Linked DNA regions of Mus musculus: regions 2 and 3 are each linked to region 1. The links are chromatin loops, found by intact Hi-C in ENCODE. Cell type or tissue: heart. All regions are shown on one strand.

Region 1 (8,000 bases):
GCCCCTTTCCAGCACGTACCTCTCCATGGACTGTCACCACAACTGTGAGAAAGAAAACAAAAAATACCAACAAAACATGACTTTCAACAGATTAGCGCAAGTTAGCGACAGAAACATAGATCTACGGTCCCCAAGGCTATACTTCAACTTTTCTCCAAATAGGTATTCTTTTCATTAAGATCTTTTTATCGGTCAATGAAGACTCAGCTCTGACAGAGGAGCTTGGAGGAAGCTTTGGCTGAGCAGAGAAAATTAGCAAATCCAAAAAGGAGTGAAGCTTTCCTGCTTATAAGGCTGCCATCACTGGGAGGAGGGAGATGCCGCTCAGTCTCTGCCTGTAAAGTGGGAAATGCGCATGCGCATCCAGCTATGTAGCAAACTGACCCACCTCCTCTGCAGGCAAAACCAGTCGTCGTTCACTGTCAGCTCATAAAACAGCGGGTAGTCACCTGATGTGCTTGAAAACTGGTCAGCACCTTTATAAGTTTGGACTTTTTCCCTTCCACACACACACCACTGGGTATTTCATTGTGAGTAAGCACACTGAGGCTAAGAGGTAACAGGAAATGAGAGTCAGGAGCTAAACCACAAACTCTGATCTCTCCAAGCCTTCTGTAACCCTGTCTCACCATACACCACTCCACTCCAGGGCTTAGGAGGCCTGTTCTGAGAATCATGTCCCTTCTCCTCCCACAAATCACTTTCTTAGGATACTACCAGAAAAGTTTTATATACAAACTCCTGGGGGCCGATGAGATGGCTCAGCGGGTAAGAGCACTGACTGCTCTCCCAAAGGTCCTGAGTTCAAATCCCAGCAACCACATGGTGGCTCATAACCACTTGTAAGGAGATCTGACCCCCTCTTCTGGTGCATCTGAAGTCAGCTACAGTGTACTTATGTATAATAATAAATAAATCTTTGGACCAGAGTATGCAGGGACTGAGCGAGCAGGGCTGACCAGAGCGAGCAGGGTTGACCTGAATGAGCAGAGGGTCCTAAAAGTTCAATTCCCAACAACCACATGAAGGCTCACAACCATCTGTACAGCTACAATGTACTCACATACATAAAATAAATCAATAAATCATTTTTAGAAAGCCCCCTTTTCTGCAATAGAATGCACCCTAAGTAATTTACGTTTCATTAGCCAGTATTTACTCAAAATAATTGCTTTTTATTTTACTATGAAGTTTTACATTTTAGCTAATACATAAAATATAAAAAGTCTACATATAAAGGGGCACTATTTGATGTTTCAATTCATATATACATGGTATCATGTTTAAATCAGGTTAAACATACCTGTGTCCTCAAACATTCACTATAATCAAATTTTAACATTAGTTTTAGCCCAACATAATTAAAAGGAAACAGCGAATGGCAGTTTTATTATGCATTTGAATGTCAAAGAAAATGCTTTAACTCATTTTGTTGTTGTTTTCTACTGTCTTTAACATGGTAGACAATTGTGAGGTAAACCAGAACACCCATCCAACCAAGACAATGACTCTGTCTTGAATTTCCACTGAAGGGCTCAGAGCCCTGACCCTGTCCCGGAAGCGTCTGGCTCCCAGCCCCCTCGTCCTTCTTCCCAACAGGCTAGGAGGGAATGTGCCCCTCCCTCACCTTTATAGTTGTGCCCGTGGCCATTCGGATTGTTGCATTTCCCAAACACTCTTAAGTTCTCTTCATCGCTCAGAGATGGGCTGACAGGAGAAAGATAGAGGTCAGCCCGAAGTTCAGACGTCCAGAAAACTCTACAATTTCATGTCACTGTAGATGATCAACTGGTTAGATCGCTTGCATATCATGATCCCCGTTTCTATCAAGAACCAACACTCCACTCTCTAATTAAACTAGATTACCACATAAATCATCCAAGACCTTCATCTCAACCCACTTAGTCCACAGTAAGATGTCAACAACTCTGCCCATAGTCAGCACTGTCTCTCCTGCCCTCTCTCTGTCGAGGTCTCCTCTATCCCTGGCTGGCCTCAAACTCACTAGGTAACTTAGCACGACTTCCAACTTCTGACCCTCTTGCCTCCACCTCCCAAGTCCTGAGATCTATGTAAGCAGGCACTGTGTAGTCAAGCACTCTACCTACTGTGCTACATCCCGGCTCCACCTTCCAATTCAACAAGCCCTGAGTATTAGCTATGGGATAAGAGATGAAGCAAGGAGCAGTGATAAGCACGAAGACATACATATCCTCCAGCGGCTTAAAAACGTCATTCCTCCTGACAAATAATGACCTCAGGCTCTTCTTTTCACAATCTTGCCCTCCTCTGCCTCAGCAGTTGCCTAGTGGAAACCTTACCAATGTGTTCCAGGACACTCAAGTCAGGTGAAACTTTAAACTTACTACACATGGCTGTCATTCCAGACAGAAAACAATTAGCTTAATGAATCTGTATCAGTCAACTTATCTGTGCATCCTTACTAACCTTGTGTGTAAGCTTCCTATTATAAAAATCCCTTTTGAGAGGCCGGAAGGATGGCTTAGCAGTTAAGAGTGCTTACTGCTACTGCAGAAGACCAGGGTTCAGGTCCCAGCCCACCCACGTGACAGCTCAGAAGCCTGTAACTCCAGTTTCAAGGAATCCTCTTTTGGCTTCCACAGACTCTTTCGTGCAAGCTGTGCACACAGCACACAAGCACACACAAACACAACTTTTTATTTAAATTCTTTAAACTCTTTCTTATCCCCTTCACTCTCTCCTACTGCGCACTTAGAGCAGTACAGCTCACAAGACTTTTGAAGAAAATTCTCACTGTACCCAACTTGACCACACGGAGGGGTGGGGGTAGAGGGATGACAAGTGTCAGCTGTTCCCTATGACAACCCTGTTGTTAGAAAAGGCCGTTCTCTGATGATGACATGCAGATCCAAAGAGCAAACCTTCAAGTGAGTAACGAAGCTCCCTTTGAAACCAACTCTCAGGTGCGGTCTTGTTTCTCTGGGATTCAATTCCCGACTGTGTTGCTCCTTTGGAAAGTATCAAGGCTGGTTTTACTTTTTTGGTAAAAGGGGGATGAAAACTACCTTGGGTTGCACCCGGTAGCCCATGCTCCTGTCATTGTACCTCTGGATGTGGGCAACCTCTGGAGGGAAACTCTCCAGAGTGGATCCTCCGGGATCGGAGCTATACCGCCCTCTCCCGGGTGAGTGCCGGTAGTGCAGCTCCGCACCTTCACCATTTCCTCTTCGGCCCGCCCCAGCTCGGCTCTAACCCACGCGCGTGGCCACGCCCCCCAGGGACATAGCGGGACAAGACCCGCGCGTGCGGTGACACACGTGGGCACACCCCACCTGTGCAGCCGGTGGCTCGCGCTGAAGGACACGAGGCGCGACAGTCGCGCGCGGCGACGAAGGTCACCCGCCGCGCTCATGGTCTTCGGACCGAAGACTCACAAGCTAGCGGTTCCGGCTTCCGGGACCGAGGCCAGTCCCGCCCCCGCGGCTGCGCAGTGCAAACTCGGCCCTCCCTGCCGAAAGCACTCCTGGGAGTGGTTTCGACTCGCGGCACCCTTCGGCCGACTTGGAGGCAAACACTAGCGCCCCCTGCTGTTCAGTCTTCGCTAGGCAGTCAGAAATACCTGGGGCCAGTGGGTGGGTGAGAAGCCAGAGGCCTGGATTTTTAAATTGCCAGGTTAGTTTGTGTCTTCTTCTTTCGCTTCATTTTTGACAGTCCTGGGTTTGACAAATCCAATGTCTGGGTGCCCTTATCAGATGTTCTCCAGCCCGGTACCACATTGAAAGTGTCCTTAACCAAAAAGAAACCCCAGCTAAGGATGGCAATGCACTGTCATTAGAGTTACCCTGCAGGCTGAAGCTGGGGCATTGATTTTAGGAGTCCCGATCTGTTCTAGGCAACATAGTAAAACACTAGCTTAAGTGGAAAATAAAGGAAAATTTTGACATCTCAATATCCAAGTGAGAGAATGTCATACAAAGAGACTTCCTCAAACCAGAGACAGCCAGAAAACAGATTCACCGTTCAGAGCCCTCAGAAGGAATACGCTGTTCCTGGTTTTAGATTCCTGGCTTTCAGAGTTTTTGAAATGGAAAGGTATTCCAGTGTAATCCCAACCGCTCTTGTGCAACATTTGCTGGTTCTGTGTTTAGATATTTGTCTCAGAAGGTTAGCTTCTATTAAATGTTGTCAGTCAGAGATGGCATATATCAGTGATCCCAGCACTGAGGCTGAAGCAGGAGGGTGACAAGCTCAAGGTCCGTCTCAAAAGGATAAAATCCTATACATAATTCAAATGGACACCTTTGGCAAGGCAGCCCCCACATCACCCATCCATTAATTAAATTTTAAAAACTAAATTAAAAAAAATGTTTACCCAAGTATCTTTGGCTGTCCTGGAACTTGGTCTGTAGACCAGACTGGCTTGGAACTCACCTGCCTCTGCCCCTCTGCCTCACAAATGCTCGGATTAAGGGCCTGCATTACCACCACAGTTAAGACCTTAATCCCAGATGCTTTAAGTATTAGACACATGTACTTCAGAACAACAAAATGGTCCCTGTTATCTGAAAATTCAGTTTAATGGGGGCAGTCCAACAAATAATATGTCAAGTGAAAAATTACCATTTCTGTGTCAGAGAGTAAAAGAAAGCTTCCAAGAGCAAATTAGTCTGAGATGGGTTTTAAGGAGTCCAACAGATGGGTAAATAGAAAATCCCAAGAGGAAAGAGTTTAAGCAAAGGAAATGTGGAAACGTAGCTTGCTTAATGCACAGTGACAAATTCTTGGCTACCTTGGGGTGCATGCAAAACGGAGGAGAGTGTATTGGAAATATTGACTGAAGACCAAGTAGTGGAAGAATTGTAAATGTCTTTCTACATATAACGGAAAAGAGACCCTGCCTTTCCCCTCCCATCTAGTTTTTCTCCAAGAGAAAGGAATTCCCAACTGTTAAAATAACATTTTCAGGCATAATGGAGTCTTGCTTGCCCAGATAAGTGTGGCCTACTCTCTGGTGCTATGCACACAGGAAGGAAAGGAGGAGAAGGAAGAAGAAGAGGAGGAAGAGGAGGAGGAAGAAGAAGAGGAGGAGGAGGAAGAGGAGGAGGAGGAAGCCAATCCTGGCCATCTTACATTCCGTTCTGCATCTTGCTTTCTTGTTGTAGGCTGAGCCAGGAGCAGGCCCTCTCATTCTCCTTTTCCTCTCACTTATGCACTGAGTACCACTGCTGTGTTGAGATAAAGTGAAGGTTCATGTGCAGGAAAGAGATGCATTCAGGTATGCGTGCTTCTCAGAAGTTAGAACCCATCGGGCCTGCATGTCTAGACAAGCTATGTTAAACCTCCATGTTTGATCTGAGGAAATACATGGGGTGCTTTTTCCCCATAGACATCTGCGAACATCCAGAGACTTATCCTCTCAAGGTGACTGGCTTCCGTGCTCCCACATCTGTAATCTTAGCTCTGTCTATGCATCACACTCTGCCTCTCACAAAACCACACACAGGACTTAGCCCTATAAGTTACTGTCACCGTGCAAACCTCTACACAAGACATTTATGTGTAAGGTACACTTCCCTGAAGAGGAAAGGGTTAATGGGATTTAGAATAATCCCTTCAGACATCTGTAGAAGAAACTGACATTCCAGGACAGCATGATCCAGGACTGTGTGGCAAATTAGCCCATGTCCCAAATCACATCTTGGAAGACTTCCAGAAACATGAGCAGACAGAAGGACCCTGGGCAGTTTGGCTGGTCCGAGATTAAATCTCAGCCAAGGGGTAACAGAAAGGAAAAGGAAAAAGGCCTTTGGGGGGTAGGGGAGGCTGCAGTTTACCTGAATGCTGTTAGTAAAATGTGAGACTTAGAAATGTGAAGATTGTGTGGTCTCTTCTGCCACCTGCTGCACAAGTAAAGAAAGAACCTCTTGCTTTCCAGCGGTCTTCTGGAAAATTATCTACCTGGAGATTTGAAATAAATGCCTGCTTTTAGCAATGTCTCTCAAAACAGCCACTTGTGAAGACTGAGCTGAGGGAGAGATGGGGTTGGTATTGGGTAGTCTGTAAGAGGAACACTGAAGTGAACTGGCATAACATCTGCCACAGACAGCAGGGGAACACCCAACTCAGAGGCCACCAAACACGATAGCACTGGCTTCTTGTCCCAAACTCCTTAGGGCCAATGGTAACAGATGGACTGTGTGTGGCCTGTTACAGACTTGGAGAGAGCAAGGTGCTGGTCTAGATTCTAAGATAGTAGTTCTCAACATATAGACCAAGACCTCTTTGGGGGGTCAAACAACCCTTTTACAAGAGTCACCTAAGACCATCAGAAAACAGGTTTACATTACAATTCGGAACAGTAGCAAAACAGCAGTTATGAAGTACAGCAAACATGATTGTGTGGTTGGGGTCACCCCAACATGAGGAACTGTGTTAAAGTGTCACAGCAACAGGAAGGCTGAGAACACTGCTCTAAGTCTACAACTGTCCTTGACCATTTGTATTTCTCTTCCCAGAGCCTCCGGTCACCTATGTAATAGAGGTAATGGCCTAATTTTAGTCTTCTTTTCTATATATTCCTTTCTCAAAACTTGTGTGTAGGAGGTGGGTAGCATGATTGCCACAGCACATGGATGGGGAGTCAATTATCTCCCTCCATCTTGATGTGGATTCCAGGGACCAACTTCATGTTATCGAGCTTGCACTGCAAGCTCCTTTTACCTGCTAAGCCATCTTGCTGACCCTTTCTATGTATTCTTTTAGCTAGAGATGAGAATATTAAATCAATGTTAGACTATCTTCAAGATATTCTCCAGCGATGGCAAGGTGGCTCTGTGGGTAAAGAAGCTCACTGCACAACCCTGATGACAGATGCCGCAACCAACCCTAACACTCCATTGTGGAGATGGGGAACTAGAGAATGGAGAACTGCCCAGAAGTTTCCAGGCAGAGGGAAAGAACCTACTGTAGAAAGTTGTCCTCTGGTCTCCTTAAGCACCCTTGTCTGCACATAGACACACATGCAGTAATAACAAATTATTTTAAAACCTTAAATTGGGCTGGCGAGATGGCTCAGCGGGTAAGAGCACTGTCTGCTCTTCCAAAGGTCCTGAGTTCAAATCCCAGCAACCACATGGTGGCTCACAACCATCCATAATGAGATCTGATGACCTCTTCTGGTGTGTCTGAAGACAGCTACAGTGTACTTATATATAAAATAATAAATAAATCTAAAAAAAAAAAACTTAAAGTATTTATTTATTTATTTAGGAGATGGGACCTCACTATGCATAACAACAGGCTGGCCTGGCCTTAAATTCATAGAGATCTGCCTACCTCTGCCTCAGGAGTGCTGGTTCAAAGGTGTGTGCCGCCATACCTGCAAAAACTTTAAATACTATACCAATACCTGTTTTATGGTTTCAAGAAAGAGGCCTAGGACAATATAGAGCCAGGGCTGAAGGGATCACTAAGCAGTTGAGAGGATGCACACCGCTCTTGCAGGGGACCTGAGTTTGATTCCCAGCACCTGTATTGGTCTCTAGGGGTGCGGTTACTTATGTGCTCACACAAACCACACACACACACAGTCACACACAAAATACGTAAATATTTTAAAATATATATAAAGGGGCTGGAGAAAGACTCAGGCTTGTTTCTCTTACAGAGGTCTTGGGTTCAGTTCCCAGCACTTACACAGGGGCTCACAACCATCTGTAACTCCAGGACATCTGATGCTCCATTCTGACCCCCTCAGGCACCAAACATACATGTGGCACACATACATATATGCAGGCAAAACATTCACACACATAACATAAAATAGATCTTCTAAATGGTATTAAAAATATACATGATCATAATTACCTCACAAGTTGTGTTTTAATAGAAATATAAAACCATACATGGGGAGATTATTAGTTATTTTACCACTGCTACAAAAAAAAAAAAAGTAGTGCCACAAGCTGGGAACAAGAATTTAAATATGATCCCGTGGTGGTCAGGATCTATCAGCACGT
Region 2 (8,000 bases), 1.0 Mb before region 1:
AGGGCTCAAGGGGGGATCGTGGATCTCACTGAGAAGGGGAAACAGAATAGACATCATGTGTGGATCAGGAGAGTGGACTGCACAGCAGTGGGAAGTGGAGATGGGAACAAGAGGGATCAGGTCTGACTCAGGACTGAGGGAGAGAGGACTGGGAGAGACAACTGGAATCAGGAGACATCTTTGGACAAGCTAGAAACCTTGGGCAATGAAAACTCCCAGGAACCGATGATATTGACCCCTAGTTAAGACTCCTAGCAATGGGGGATATGGAGCCAGAACTGCCCACCTCCTGTAACCAGGCGAGGCTTACAGTGGAGGGATCAGGACACCAAAACAACCACAAAACCTTCAACCTACAATTTGTCCTGCCTACAAGACATGCTGGGATAATAGTGGAGCAGAAATTTGGGGAGTGGTCAAACAATGACTGGTCCAGCTTGAGACTTTTGCCATGAAAGGGAACCTGCCCCTGACACTGCCTAGAGGTTTCATAGCTAGATCTGTGATAGAACTAAACGTGAATAGGAAAAAGTCAATGAAATGGGTCCTAGTAATATTCTGCTATACTAATAGATTGGTGTCTAGTTCAATTGTCATCAGAGAGGCTTCATCAAGCATTTGATGGAAACAGATGGAGAAACCCATAGCCAAACATTAGGCAGAGCCCAGGGAATCCTGCAGAAGAGGGGGGTGGGGAAGAATTGTAGGAGCCAGAGAGATTAAGGACACCACAAGAAAACCCACAGAATCAACTAACCTGGACCCATGGGGGCTCAAAGAGACTGAACCAACAACCAGGGAGCCTGCATGAACCTGATCTAGGCCCTCTGCGCATATGTTACATTTGTGTAGCTTGGTCTTCTTGTGGGACTCCTAACAGTGGGAGCAGGAGCTATCTCTAACTATGCTGCCTGCTTTGGGGACTCTTTCCCCTTACTGGGTTGCCTTGTCCAGCCTTCATAGAAGAGGAGGTGCCTAGTCTTAGTGCAGCTTGATTTGCTGTGGCTGGTTGATATCCTTTGAGGCCAGCCATTTTCTGAAGAGAAACAGAGTAGGAGTGGATGTGGTGGTGGTGGAGAGGGGAGGTGGAGGGGAGGGACTGGAAGGAGAAGAGGTAGAGGAAACTGTGGTCAGGATGTAAAATAAATACTGTGTGTGTGTGTGTGTGTGTGTGTGTGTGTGTGTGTGTGTGTGTGTGTAATACACAGAGTGGTCTTAATGAAGAGCCACACTGAGCCATAGTCTGCATCAGAGATAACTTTAGGAGTCAGCACCATAGTCAAAGACCTCAAGAATATCATCATCAACTCTGAAACTGCCCCCCCCCCCAGACAGCCATTTCCATAGCCAGGACCAGACTCAGAAACTGCCTGGACTTCCATGGCTGGGAGAAGGCTCTGATGGAGAAAAGGGAGATGCTGCAGTGTGAGTGGACCTGTGCATATGCAGGTCCCACTGCTCCGTTCCCTGGGTCTCAACCTGGGACAGTGACTGATCAGGAGAGGTACGTTTCCTCGTAAGCTCTGACTTGGGTCTGACCACCTCTCTGCTTTCCCTGAGTGGTAAAGGGAGATTTAGGTACATGAAGATCCCTACTCACTGGAAAAGAAAAAAAAAATTCCCCAAAGAAAGGTATACAGAAGAAGCTGGGGAGAAAACTTTCGTGGTAAAATGCTTGCCAGCACACGAATCTGAGCATCCGAGTTTGATCCCCAACACCCCTGTAAAAAGCTGCATGTGGCAGTACATCTGCAATCCTGGTGCAGAGAAAGCAGGCACAGGTGGATCCCTGGGGCTTGCTGGTCAGGGACCCTAGGCTAATCCTCGAACCCCACCTCTTTGTTCTTACAGTCTATTTTCAAGAGCAGTGATAAAATACATTTTTAATTTTAATTCATCTAGCTTCTGGTATTTTGTGATAGTCTCATGAGACTAATACAACTACCTAAACTGGGTTAGGTTCTTCTGCACTTTTTCAACTCTCTCTTCCTTCCACATATCACCTTGAAATTAATTTTTTAATATCTGTTTTCAACACTGAACTCAGCTTAGCCCAAGGAGTGACACTACTAGGGCTAGCCTTGTTGAAGTAGGTGTGGCCTTGTAGGAGTAGGTGTGTCACTGTGGGTGTGGGCTGTAAGACCCTCATCCTAGCTGCCAGTAAGCCAGGCTTTTCCTGCTTGCCTTCGGAACAAGATGTAGAACTCTCAGCTCCTCCTGCACCATGCCTGCCTGGGCTCTGCCACGCTCCCCACCTTCAAGATAATGGACAGAGCCTCTGAACCTGTAAGTTAACCTCAATTAAGTGTTGTCCTTATAAGAGTTACCTTGGTCATGGTGTCGGTTCACTGCAGTAAAACCCTAACCAAGACAAAAGTAAACTGCAAGCCGCTTGTTGCTGCTCACGCATGAGATGTGGAGAGATGAGGGGGCTCGGGGAGAAGGTCACGTGAGGACTTAGTCCGATGAGAGCTCCTGAGTCATTGTGACTAAGAAGAACACAAGCAGAGAAGTGTCTGGCCAGATCTGCATTTTAGATACATTACTCTGTGGGGAGTGTGGGCCTGGCGGCAGAAACAACGATTACAAGTTGTTAAGAGAGTCTGCAGAGAGGAACCAGAACAGAGGGCGCCTCAGAGAAGCCGGACAGGGCGGTGGGGTGAGGGGAGCCAAAGCTGAAGGCTGATTGGACACAGATGGAAAGGTGGGAGGAGTCCCACTGACTTGGAGATTTGTGGGTGGCAGTGCCACCAGCTGAGACCAGGAGACAGCAGAGAGAGGAGTTTGGTTTAGGAAGGGGAGAGGAGAAAAAGTGAGAGGGGATGACTCAATTCCGGACACATTAGGATGGAAGCATGGTGGTAGCCTTGGCAATTGACCATAGAGCCCGAGACTCTGAAAGAAAGGCAGGGAGGCAATATAGAGGCCAGCAGGCAGGTGGGTTCACATGAAGATAGCAGTGTACCAAGGCCACAAAAGCATTCAGGAAGGAGCTCAGGGAAGGCTGGTGCGGGCACAACTGGATACCCAATTACTTATCCCCAGGAGGTTACCTTATTTCTAAATCTGTTTTGTTTCTCTTTCACCCATACAGCCTGCCAATTTAACATATTCCTACTTGCTAAATAAGGTGTGTGTGCGTGTGCACATGCACTCTTTTTAGCTACAAACAAGCTCCCTAAAGCTGGGACAGGGATAGACTGGTTTGGAGTCTCTTCAATGTGCTGCATGGCTCAATGGACATTCTCTTAAGTTCTACCTCTTTGAACTTGGGAAGGGTGTTCTTGGGTCAGGGGGTGCTGAGAAAGAGGATGAAACTCATAAGCCATTCACGTAACTGACATATCTGAAGGGAAAGCCACAGACTCATGTCCCCTGCCTACAAGAGGAACACAGATGACTAAGTAGGCTCTCAATAGATCTCAAAGGGAACAGACAGACTCACTGGCAACCAGGAAAGGTGCTTGGAGGAGAGCCGTCAGCCTGAACTTCAGTTAGACCATGATAACTTCTATGATACCAATTAACAGCCAGAAAATACTGCCCCAAGGCTGTAACTGAGACCTCAATAGCCTTCTGTTTAATTTCAATTACATTTTTTTTCCTTGAGAGTCATAAACCTGTCAAACAAGCCAGGGAGCTAACTTCGTTTTTCTTCACCCACTTCACCGCTCCAAGGCAGAACTCAGCCTGTGACTTAATGCGACTTACTTATTTCATCCACATTTTCCAGAAATCTCTGCAAGTCTCTCTCTTGATCATCAGCCATCGCAGACACAAATCTCTAAGGGAGGCAGTATAAATTATGAAATTAATAATATAAAACACTAAACAGAACCATCGGGCTTATTATCTGTCTAAGACTAAGTGTTTGTAAATGTCGTGAATAACAGCAGGGTGAGCCATTTCCCTCTGACTGCTGTTTAAGGCCAAGGGACAGTTATTATTTGTGGCCACACTTCCGGAGAGCTGCCAGCCCTGCCTCTGCTGGGGGGAAATGCTCTACAATAATTCCTCCAAAGCTAACCACCAACCACTGTGATTTAGGGACCTGATGGCAAAGGAAGCTGGGAGAGGAGCCGACTTATTGCCAGGGCTGGGGGACGAGTGTGGTCTTCCAACTTTGGCCATGACAGGTGTGCCTAGTCGGAAGCTTGGGCCAGGCAAAGCACAGGATAAGTAGGGAGAAGACTACCTTCATGAACATGTCCACACTCCATTAAAACCGTTGCCTCCGCCCTGTTTCTGAGGATGAAGAGGAGGTGCCACAGTGCACCAGCGTCTGCTTTTCAGTACTCTACCAAGTACATTAGCTTTATTACACTTGATTTTGAATGTGAAGACTACATGATAACCTCGGAGGTACCCAAAGGCGTATCCACACAACCTAAAGATCACCAGAAGGATAAACTTCCCCAGCCTTGGCCCACAGCGAGCCGCAGCTCGTTTGGGAGCGCCCCCTAGGTATGCATATTTTAAATACACTATACTGTGGTTCCAGCTTGCAGACAGGCGGCTTGGTAGTGCAGTCAGACAACTGCGAACTAAAACTTTGACATGCACAATTAGCCCGTGAGTCCCAGTTTCTCCGTCTACGTTATGGAAATCATAATGCGAACCCAGAGGACACCACGGGTCTGACTGTAGCACCCTGAACGTGGATGCGTGATTAGTCAGGCTTCTTTTATCTAGAAAACAGCCTTGGCATATGGCTCAAACAGCTAACACTCCCTAGGAATGAGATTCACATCGGGGGTGGGGGTGGGGGTGAGGTGGGGGGTGGAGGAGGGAATTAACTCGTGCAGAGCTACAGGCTGGCCTGAACCAGGCGCTTCATGGACGGAGAAAGCCAGTCTTTCTGGAACAGTACACCCAAGCCAGAAGGGTCAGCAGGAACGCAGAGCCAAGGCTCCCTGGAAAGGAGCAGAGCGGCGGTGGGGTGGAGGACCCACACCCGAGCCCCACCCTTCGGTACTACACAACTCCATGGAGGGAGGGCGGGGACAGCTGTACTGTTGCCAGGCAACCGCTCCCCAGCGTCCTGGCCCTGTGCTTCCAGGGTTGGTCTCAGCCTGCAGCTGGTACTGGATCAAACTCAGGGCCCGAGTCAGTGGCCTCTGTCAACTCTAAGCCCAGGCCAGGAACAGTTCCAAGATAGATTCCCCACGGCCACCCGGCTAGACTGACCTTTAGTGCCCAGGATCGGACGGGAAGTGGAAGCTGAGGACAGGCTGTGACTGGCTTTCGCTGGGGAGAGGCGGGGCCTTGGAGAGGGCGGGGCCTCTCGTGACCCAAAGAACGCGCTGCCCCGTTTGAAGCTGGGATGTCCCACCCAGAAGCAAGTTGGTGCCGGCTGGTCGCTAAAGCAACGTCAGTGAAAGCCCTTCCACTCTGGAGCCGCGAGGGTTCTCCCAGTTGGTTTCATATCTTTAGTCCCATAATGTAAAGGCTCCATCCAGCGTACTTCGGTGTGAGTCCAGGTTTGTTTTTAATGACCAATGTATGGCCTCCAAGGCAGTACCGTCTCTTTGATTCTCAATTTTTCTCGTAAATGAAATGGAAAAACGACACTTTTCCGACAAAGCTATGGTTAAGGGGGCTGGATCCTATCTAGCTACAGAAGTGAGTGATATACAAACAACAGTAGGATTTAGGGTAGAGAGAGCACATCACAGGGAATGGAAGAGTGGTGAGTCCTGAGCTCTAAAATGTGGGTAATGTAGATCAGTCAAAACCAGAATCTACAAAAAAGTGCCTGAGGCTAGCCAGTGGCCAGGCAAGAACCCAGGTAAGAAGAGGCGATGGGAGTTCCAGAACTACTGGCCGAAGAAGGGACAGACTCACTTGCACCCAGGACTGCCTTGGATAGTGATGCTCAGTAGCCACAGACTGGCTGGCTGGTGCGTCTTCAGAAGCTCTTTCTGTCTGACGGCTTCCATTCCTGTTGCTATGGAGTGCAGCTCTGCCCTCCCCAGTCCCATAAGCCCATGTGTTATAGGACTAGTTCCCATTCCTTAGGACCAGAGGTTTGCCTTTGTTTTGTCTTTTTGTTTCTAGCACGTGGACTTAGATGAGCAAATGTGCCTACAGAAACTGTCAAGTATGCTATTCCGGATGGAGAAAGGATAAGAGAGTTGACAGTTTGCATCAGGCTTCCAAGGGCCATCTGTCCTGAAGAGTAAGATTACAGTGGTACAGTCACAAGCCACTTTGCGGGGACAAATCTTACACTTGATAGATTACTAGGGTTTTGTTTTGTTTCACTTTGCTTCTTTAGCTGGTCTGTGTGTGTGTGTGTGTGTGTGTGTGTGTGTGTGTGTGTGTATGTGTGTGTGTGTTTTGGATGCTATACCTTTCTGTGGCCCTGCATAGCCCAAAATTCACTTTGTGGCCCAGGGTGTCCTCGAGCTCAAGGTGATCCTATTGTCTCGGGTGCTGGGATGGCAGGTGTGTGCCACCAAACTTACCTCGGATTGGTCAGAAGTCCTAAGTGACCCCAGAAAGTCAGTCACCTGGCAGCAAAGAGTCTCATGCTCTTTTGTCCAGGCCTATGTAGATTTTACTTTTGTGCCCTGGTAACTTGATATGGCCAGTGTGGTATACAGATAAGCAACTGTGAACAAGAACCTTCAATAACCCGAGTGTGACTCATTGACTATGCCCCCCCACCCACCCAGCAGTTAGCCAATGGAGGCCTGTGTGAGCATTCACAGAACCCAGTCTACCTTTGATTCATAGAAGAGTAAGCAGTAGACCCGGCTGATAAGGGGGTCAACATTTTGGGTGGCTTTGTTGCCTCGGCATAACATGCTCAGCCACTCTGACCACGTGTTCTTCACTTGATGCTATGCCAAAAATCTAAGGGTGCTGTGGGCGAATCTATGCGGATCAGGATGACTGTTGTTAGATTTTAAGGGTCAATGTCTGTGTGTCCTCCCTCCAGCACAGTGGTTTACGTGTGCAGAGACTTTCAAAAGCATTAGTGAGCTGTATTTCAAGGATGAGTTTACTTTACGGAGCTTAAATCCCTTGCGCGAGACTCCAGTTTTGTGGTTTATGCCTTCAATAAAAAAACGGGGGAACATTTGGTCATCTTCCACTGTATCGTAAATCTGAGACTCAGATTAATAGAAACCATTGCTACTCCTTCCCTCAGCTCGCTCCCCACCGTGCAAACCATCCTAACTCCTTGCATTTTCCCATCAATTATATTATACAAGCTCAGAAGAGAGTGGGAAAAAAAGTTCTCAGCCTCATGCAGAATGAAACAAACTACCTTTGCCTGTGGAGACAAGTCCACCAGAATCCAGGAGCCAAACTACAGCCTGCCAGACAAGACCCTCGGCTGCAGGAGCCAGCTAGCCTGGCAGCTTTGGTTTCAAGATTCTGAGAGAAGGGTTTGTCCAGGCCTCCCCAAGAAGAATCACTAAATACTGCCTCATTTCTTTCTCCGAACCACGTGTCCCTACAGGGAAAGAATCTGTTAAGCTGAAAATCCCTGCCCCTTGGATTCCCCTGTTATCTTTTCTGTTCTAACTCGCCACTGTAGAGGAAGGAGTAGTTTTCAGGATCGCAGGTTCATGTGTCTGCAGGAGACAAGAGTATCCCTTGATATTTCTGTGCTGAAATGATGGTGTGGAAAATATTTGCAACAACCACAATAGCAGTCCCGTGTGCCAGGCATACGTATGACTTCATGTAAATGTTTTGTTTATTCCCATTTCTTAAGTCAAGAACACACAGATAAAAGGGACCGAGATTTCTCAGGGGCCGAGCAAGACCTGAACCTTGGTCTGTGCCCTCAAAACTCCCCCACTTGACTGCCCTGACTCCTATGTACACCCATGTGGCAGACAATGCTGTCAGCAACCCCCCTGCGAGTTTCCACCTAAGCTTATGGTTTCCTCCCTGGGCATGCCAAGCAGACTGCTCCATGCTTGTCAGAGACTGGTCTAGCTTCCCCTCTGCTGGGAAGTGTCTGTGACTCCATTAAGAAAGCA
Region 3 (8,000 bases), 66 kb before region 1:
TTCTGGTGACTGTAGGGAAAACCCCATTTCCTTCCCCTTTTCACTTCCCTTGGCTCTAGCCTTCTTTCTTTCTCCTCCCTTTTCTCCCCCCTCCCCCACCCTCTTTAAGCAGAGCTCTCACTACCTCACTGTGTTTCTCAGACTGGCCTCAAACTCTTGGACTCGAAGTATCCTCCTTTCTCAGCCTCCAAAGTAGGCCAGCATCCTCTTTGGTCCTTAAAGACAGAGACACCTGAACAAGTCAAGGGTCTCTAACATGACATGGCTGTTGCCCTTCTGCCTCTTCCTCTTTCCCATTTTAGGACACTGGTGGTTGTGTCAGGACTCCCCCAGTATCTTTTCAGATACTCTGATTTCAGATATTCTGATAGACCCACTAGCATCCAACACCTTCACAGGTTCCAGGGATTAGAAAGAGGCCATCGCATGAGGTCATTATTCTGTCTACCACATACAACAGTCTCCAACACTGTTTAGGATTAACCACCAAGCCATGGTCAGCATATTCCAAGGAATATTTCCTCCCTGGAGAATACCTTGGGTTTCCTCTTCCTTTTACGTTTTCCTTTGCAAATCGTCTCCACACAGTGAAATCCTCACTGAAGAACAAGCTACACTCATGGTGGTCACAAGCACTGGGCAACTGGTTCAGTGCCCAGAGGCACTTGGGAAGGCTTGGGTGCAAGGGCTGAAGGCCAGCCCAGGCTCAGCTCTCCACACTGCTCACTGTGCTTCAGCCAGCAGAAGGGAAGCTATCATGCTCAAAGGGACTAGGCTTTTTCTAACACATCTGGCCAGGGGGGACATATAGAATACTTCAAACTTTTCCCCTCACCACACCATTCTCTAACTCACTGGGTCCCATGCTTCCCATTTATTATAATGTTGTACTGGCTGGCTTTGTGTCAACTTGACACAGGCTGGAGTTATCACAGAGAAAGGAGCTTTAGTTGGGGAAATGCCTCCATGAGATCCAGCTGTAAGGCATTTTCTCAATTAGTAATCAAGAGAAAAGGGCCCCTTGTGGGTGATGCCATCCCTGGGCTGAGAGTCCTGGGTTCTATAAGAGAGCAGGCTGAGCAAGCCAGGGGAAGCAAGCCAGTAAGTAACATCCCTCCATGGCCTCTGCATCAGCTCCTGCTTCCTGCTTGAGTTACAGTCCTGACTTCCTTGGTGATGAACAACAACGTGGAAATGTAAGCTGAATAAACCCTTTCCTCCCCAACTTGCTTCTTGGTCATGTTTGTCCAGGAATAGAAACCCTGACTAAGACAAATGCCTTATACATATTTACTATTATAACACTTGTCAAAATGTATCAGCTTCAATGTCCTCTTGGTTGCCTGGGGACCCGGATGTGTAAAACTGTTACCATGTGTATTTAAATAAGCTTAGATCAGCACTTGTCAGATTGTTCCCATTTCTCCGCATCAAATTGTTCACTATTTCTCCAACAAGGCTACGGAGCAGCATCTGCATACATGGCCTGGTAATAGGTGTTAGGGACAAATGGTAGCATCCAAGGAAGCAAACAGTGAGGGCTTGCATCCTACAGGGTACAAATCTGCTCCTCAAACGAGTGTAATCTAGCACGGCTCCCTCGGCAGCTGCTCAAATCAGGAAATTCTGAAAGAAAAAAAAAAGAGAGAGAGAACTTGGGGAAAGATGATCCTTCAGCTTGGTAATTTTTACTTTTTATTTTTACTTTTTAAATTATGTATGCATAGTGGGTGAGTGCAGGTGCCTAGAAAATCCAGAAGAAGGCAACAGATCCCCTGGAACAGGAGTTAGGGGTTTCAGGAACTGGACTCAAGCCCTCTCCTCTGCAAGTGCAGTACGTGTTCTTAAGTACTGAGCCGTCTCTCCAGACCCAACTTGATGAATTTTTTTAAGTGAATTCAACACAGTATATAAAATGCAGTGGTTTGGAGCTCTAATGTCCTTCAGACCCAGGCTCCTGGTTATCCTCACAGTATCTTGAAGATTTCTTCCCCTGTGTAATGGGAGCAAATTCTTAGAGTGGGTTTGTGAGGACCTGGCAAGTCAGGCCTCCCAGCAAGGGTCTGAGGCTGAGACAAGGAGGGGCTGGGAGGGGTTGCTTCTCTTCCATCTCTTTGAGAGCCACAAGGCAGCAGCATCCTTTCTGGAACCAAGTAGGCTCCTTCAAGGCAAGGTGATGTTTCACAAGGTTCACATGATAACCACAGTTCACAGAAGCAGGCCACAGGAGTGAACACTGTATGGGGGATTAGGGGAGATTAAGGAGAAATCCAGAGATGGCTCAGTGGGTAAAAGGCCTGATGACCTGAGTCTCAACCTCGATTCCATAGCCAGATGTGGTGTCTCACATCTGTAATCCCATCTCTCCTGAAGTAAGACTGAAAGTGGAGACAGCAGAATACCTGGAAAGTCGTGGGCCAGCTATGAGTTTCAGTAAGAGATGGGCCACCAGAGTAACAGGAATAAGAATTACCCTGACTCAGCAAGGTAGAAGGAGAAAAGAGACCCCTGAAATTTGTCCTTTGACCTGCCATTGCCTGCCAAACACACACACACCATATTTACACATCATACATACCATACATACACACATCATACATAGCACAAACAGTGCACACACACACACACATACCACACGCACAAACATAACATACATAAACATACCACACACACACACACACACACATAAATAAAAGTGTATTCTAAAGAAAAGAAAAAGAAATCTGAGAGAAGTCAGCCTGCAAACCACTGAGAGGACACAGGGAAAGGTCATGGGTGCCTACAGCTGCTTCTCTAAGCAGAGGTAGACCGATAGCCAAGAGTTGCAAGGAGGAACTTGGTTGCTCAATACAGGAATCGTTGGAACGAGAGTTGATCGGGCTGACGCAGGCCATCATTTGGGTGTGAAATAGATGGGGCCTGTGATGGGAAATCATGGTTGTCAACTTGGCTGCATTACAACCAAGCTATCACAGACCCACACCTCTGGGTGGGTGTGCCGGTTCCGGAGAGCAGTTAACTGAGGGGGAGTTTCACCTTAAATGCGGGTGGTGCGCAGGAGTCGAAGGCCTGGAGAGAAGGAAGAAGGAAAGGAGCTGGCGCAGGCCGCGAGGGCATTCCCCTTCCTCTGCTTCCTGGTTGCCTGTGGCACAAGCAGGTCGGCTCTGCCACCTGCAGCGCCCCACTCTCTTGACCTTCTGAAGCCCCGAGGCAAAACAAATCCTTCCTCTGTCGGCTACTTCATCGTAATTAAGCAAAAGTAACTAGTAAAAGTAACCAATACAGGACATAAGTGGGCTTTGGCTGGATTTTGAGGGAGTTTTTTGTTTGTTTTTGTTTTTGTTTTTGTTTTAGCTCTGAGAAGTGATCTGGAGCCCATTCTTGCCTGGGTCTTCATAGGCCGTACTACTATCTGCCACCAGGGGGCACAGGTGCTCCAAAAGAAGCAGTTGCTGTAGGGTTTTTGTTGTTTTGTTTTTTTCTTTTTTCTTTTTTTTTTAACTCATTTATTTTATGTGTGTGGATATTTTGCCCACATGCATATGTGTGCACCACACGCATGCCTGGTGCACACGGTAGTCCAAAGAGGCTGTCTTATTCCTAGAATAAGCACCAGCCAGCCAGCCATGTTAACTGCTTTGGGTTCCCTCCCATGACAGAATCCTCCTGTTAAGTATAACAGCCAGCAGCAGCAGCAGATAAACCGAAGAAATGAGTTCAAGGAAGCAGCCTGCAGTGTGTTGAGGATGTTTGAGTCATAAATGAAATGGACCCAGTCATACGGAGTCATATGAAGGTGAACTACCTATTCGCAGCTGGCACAGCTGACTGCTGGAGCAGCATCCGTTGGCTGAGCCCACCCACTCAGAGGACCAGAAACACACGGAACCAATCCTGGTGGCTCATTTCTATTGGGGGGCATAGCCAAAGAAGCATGGCCCTAACTGAGAGCCTTTGAAGCTGTTGACTGGGCAAACATCATTCTCTTCCTGGAATAACTGGAGGTGGGGTGCAGCATCTGCAGGAGAGGGCAAAACTGGGTCCAGCGTTCTCAGTAGGAGGTAGTGCAAACATTTCCTCCAAGCCATAGATACCGAGGAACCAGCTTCTTGTTTGCAGCTGCATGGTGCAGCATGGCAGGTTTGCTCTCTGGACATGATGGGTGTTGAGGGCACAGGGCAGGGGACAGCCCTGATTGTCAACCAGGATTGTCTGCTGCAGCATTGCACCAACTTCTGTGGCTTCCTACAGGAGCAAACTACTTTTCTGAGAGGTTCATCTAAAAAGAATCCAACTGAAGCAAGTTGACCCTTCTGGCTTAGTACCCAATAATAGAACACGCAGATTTTTTTAAAAATTAATTTTGGAAAAGAAAAAAATGTCATTACATTTAGCCGGGCAGTGGTGGCACGCGCCTTTAATCCCAGCACTTGGGAGGCAGAGGCAGGCGGATTTCTGAGTTCGAGGCCAGCCTGGTCTACAAAATGAGTTCCAGAACAGCCAGAGATACACAGAGAAACCCTGTCTCGAAAAAACCAAAAAAAAAAAAAAAAAAAAATTGTCATTACATTTAAAAACAAAATAGTTTTTAAAATCTCTAAAGTGCCCGGGCCTGGTGATAAATACCTTTAATCCTAGCACTCAGGAAACAGAGGCAGGAGGATCTCTGTGAGTTCAAGGCCAGCCTGGTCTACAACATGAGTTCCAGGATAACCAAGTAGAAAGATCCTGTCAAAAAAAAAAACAAAAAAAAAACAAAAACAAAAAAACCCAAAAACCTCTACACTGGTCATAACTGGAGTAGTAGCTGATATTTTTAAGGTAGGGCTAGAAAGATGCTCAGTGGTCAAAGGTCAAAGGTCAAAGCTGTTCCTCGGAGGACCTGAATTCAGATCCCAGCTCTGACATCTCTCTGCTCACAACCATCTAGAGCTCCAGCTCCAGGGGATGTGATGCCCTCTTCTGCCTTCTGAGGGAGTCCAAACTCAGGAATGCCTACTTTACATATATACATAGCTTTAATAATAAAATAAATGAATACATAGAATAGTCACCACAGAATCTCCCAGAATCCAACCACAGAGTCAAGGAGTTAAAAGTGTAAACGATGGAATTGAGCAAGATTGTGCACATCTATGGTCCCAGCACTTGTGAGGCACAGGCCATCCTGCTTTATCTGGACTACATGGTGACCCCCAAGCCTCAAAAGAGAAGAAAAGAAAATCTAAAAGGGGCAGGTGGATTAAGAGTCTCTTAACCATCCCGTAGAAGTTCCAAAAGAAGCTGGAAGGAAGATTGAATGTCTTTCTGCCCACTTCCAATCCACTAGCAGATTTTCTTGCCTAGCCCTTCAAAATGCACTCCATGTTGGACAAGTCCTTCCCACCTCAACTGCCCCTCTGATCTCTGCCACCACCATCTCTGACATCTGTGTGATACCAGCCTCTTATAGTCTGGGGTCCACACAGAAGCCAACGTGGTCACTTAGAAACATAATTCTGGCCACAGCTCTCTTCTCTAAGGCCTCAAACACTGTTCTCACGTTAGAACAAAGTCTGGGTCTATTCATAATAGTTAAATTCTGATTTTAGGGACTCACGAGATGGCTCAGCTGTTAAAATTAACAGCTGTCTTAGTTAGGGTTTTACTCTTGTGAACAGACACCATGACCAAAGGCAAGTCTTATAAAGGACAACATTTAATTGGATCTGGCTTATAGGTTCAGAGATTCAGTCCATTATCATCAAGGCAGGAACATGCAGCATCCAGGCAGGCATGGAACAGGCAGAGCCAAGAGTTCTACATCTTCATCTGAAGGCTGCTGGCAGAATACTGGCTTCCAGGCAGCTAGGATGAGGATCTTGAAGCCCACACCCACAGTGACACACCTACTCCAACAGAGCCACACATTCTAATAGTGCCAAGCATATACAAACCATAACACTTCCTTAGGACCTGGGTTCAACTTCCAACTCACATGGTGGCTCACAACTGTCTGTGACTCCAATAACAGAGGATCCAATGCCCTCTTGTGTCCTCTGCAAGCACCAGGCACATGGTCACAGCCACACAGGCCAATGAAACAACCATACACAAAATAATAATAATAATAATAATAGTAGTAGTAGTAGTAGTAGTAGTAAAATTCAAAGGTACTTGATTGTCTACTTGGTTGGATTGAGAGTGGCTGTAGTATAACCATAAGGGTGAATCCAGATAACTAAATTAGAAGGCTCTGGCCTAATAAATGGTTTAACCCACTGTTGAATTGAAAATTCGAATGAATTTAGGAACCATTGAAACTGGAAGTCAGGAAGTAGTTGGAAGAAGTCAGTCACTGAGGACATGTCATAAGGGGCTTGGTGTCACCTTGGCCCCTTCCGGTTGCTTTTCTACTCTGAACCCTGTCTGCTATAATGTGACAATCTCCCAGGTCCTTCCCGCCGCGGTAGACTGAAACCGTGAGTTAAATAAATCATTCCTCTTTTACATCATTGTGCTGAGGTATATGGTCACAGCAAGACAAAAGTAACTAATACACTATGCTCTCCGGTTCCATCCTGGTTCGGCTGAGATAAGCATTCCCACTCCTCTGGTCTAGCCCACTGAGGCCCAGCTCTAAAGCTCTGACTTCCGGGCTGCTCCTCCAACCAGCACTGACTTCCGGGCTGCTCCTCCAGCCAGCACTGAGTCTCCATCTTAGGGTGTACGCCATTGGCTTTCCTCTGCCTGGAAAGAAATAGCCTCCAAATCACCGCAAGAGTTCCCTTGGGTCACATACCCCGTCACCAGAGAAGACTTTCCTGTTCTGTGTAAACAGCCCACCCCAGGTCCTATCACTGGCATTAGGAATCAGAAAATGACAGAATGGCCTCTTAAGTAAATGCTGTTGCTCGAAATGGTTACCCATAGAAGAAAATATCAGAGTCTTCTCGGCTATAATTACCAAACACAAAAATAAATCTCTGATAAGTTCAAGTGAAATTTCTAAATTTTAAAAGAAAATGGGGAGAGGAGACCGGGGTTCAGCTCAGCTATAAAGCGCTGGACTGATGCACAAGGCCCCAGGTTCCATTTCCAGCGCCATATAAACCAGGCTCTACAGTGTGCACCTATAGTCCTGGGTCAGAAGACCTCAACTTCATCCTGGGCTACACAAGACCCTGTCTACAGAGATTTAAAGAAAGAAATGGCTTTCTAAAACATCATTAGAGAAAAAAATTAACTCAGAACAACACTGACTATAGAAATAAAGGTTAGAAATATGATTTGTGTGGGAAAGAAAATGCTTATTCCAAAATATATGCCACAAAGAAAAAGAAAAAGAAGTCAGGTGATTTAATTTTTTTTTTACAATTTCATACATGAGTACTGTTTTTACATCATCTCCTGCCCCTTTCTCTCCAGCTCTTCCTGTGTCCACCCTACTCCCTCACAAATTCATGACTTTTTCATTGGCATTTTTATACATACATCAAACATACACTCACACACACATCTATATGTTTAACAATACTAATATACATTTGTGTGTGTGTGTGTGTGTGTGTGTGTGCATGTGTTCATAAGCTACTGAGTCCATTCAGTGTTGTTCTGGCTAGCAACAGGCTTTTACAAATTATCCACATTTTAAAGAGAGGTATAACTCACAAAAGTTTAGTGTTTCATATCCAAGTAGAATAATAAACAAAGGTATGTGCCTTGTAAAACAGGAACCCAAACTACAACATCATCTGGCAGAGAACATATAAGGCATGCATTCATTTACTCGAAGGAAATTCGCTTTAGACAATAAGATCCTACTTTGCACAGGCTTTCTGAAAATTAAAGTCTGACAGTTTCAAGAATTAACAAAGCCGTGGAGTGCTACAGTCACCTCTGGGAGGAAGTGGCATTGAACCAGGGACCTGGAAACTGAGAAGCCTTCGATTCGAGAAGCTGGGGGAAGCACTTCCAAGAAGCTTTGGAGGAACCAAGAGAAGAGCTGAGCAGCAATCAGC

Evidence for each region. A loop is a pair of places that touch in the nucleus more often than their neighbours do. Peaks named below come from ENCODE experiments on the same cell type or tissue, not always from the same donor. Only the 100,000 strongest peaks of a DNase experiment are listed, where the experiment ranks them.
Region 2: a loop joins it to region 1, with 4 times the contacts of the local background. A loop is called at or near these places in 16 of 42 quality-filtered maps.
Region 3: a loop joins it to region 1, with 7 times the contacts of the local background. A loop is called at or near these places in 37 of 42 quality-filtered maps.

What each region holds. Positions count from the first base shown.
Region 1 is chr9:50,525,243-50,533,242 of GRCm38, forward strand. Pts (6-pyruvoyl-tetrahydropterin synthase) reads right to left here and starts at 3,414. Exons shown (of 6, transcript NM_011220.3): 1 at 3,315-3,414; 2 at 1,628-1,707; 3 at 20-42. The coding sequence starts at 3,394. It overlaps Bco2 (beta-carotene oxygenase 2), which reads right to left. Exons shown (of 12, transcript NM_133217.3): 12 at 7,845-8,000. In heart, CTCF peaks have their summits at 3,212, 3,551 (motif pointing left) and 5,888 (motif pointing left); DNase peaks (open chromatin) are centred at 3,269 and 3,469; H3K4me3 peaks cover 1,261 bases; H3K27ac peaks cover 1,408 bases.
Region 2 is chr9:49,480,959-49,488,958 of GRCm38, forward strand. It overlaps Ttc12 (tetratricopeptide repeat domain 12), which reads right to left and starts at 5,267. Exons shown (of 22, transcript NM_172770.3): 1 at 5,188-5,267; 2 at 3,712-3,784. The coding sequence starts at 3,769. In heart, a CTCF peak has its summit at 4,457; a DNase peak (open chromatin) is centred at 5,093; H3K4me3 peaks cover 1,796 bases; H3K27ac peaks cover 678 bases.
Region 3 is chr9:50,459,705-50,467,704 of GRCm38, forward strand. No RefSeq gene overlaps it. Among named protein-coding and RNA genes, the nearest start is that of Gm32462, 22 kb to the right of the region's middle. In heart, a CTCF peak has its summit at 3,417 (motif pointing right); no DNase peak of the experiment used is centred here; H3K4me3 peaks cover 473 bases; H3K27ac peaks cover 634 bases.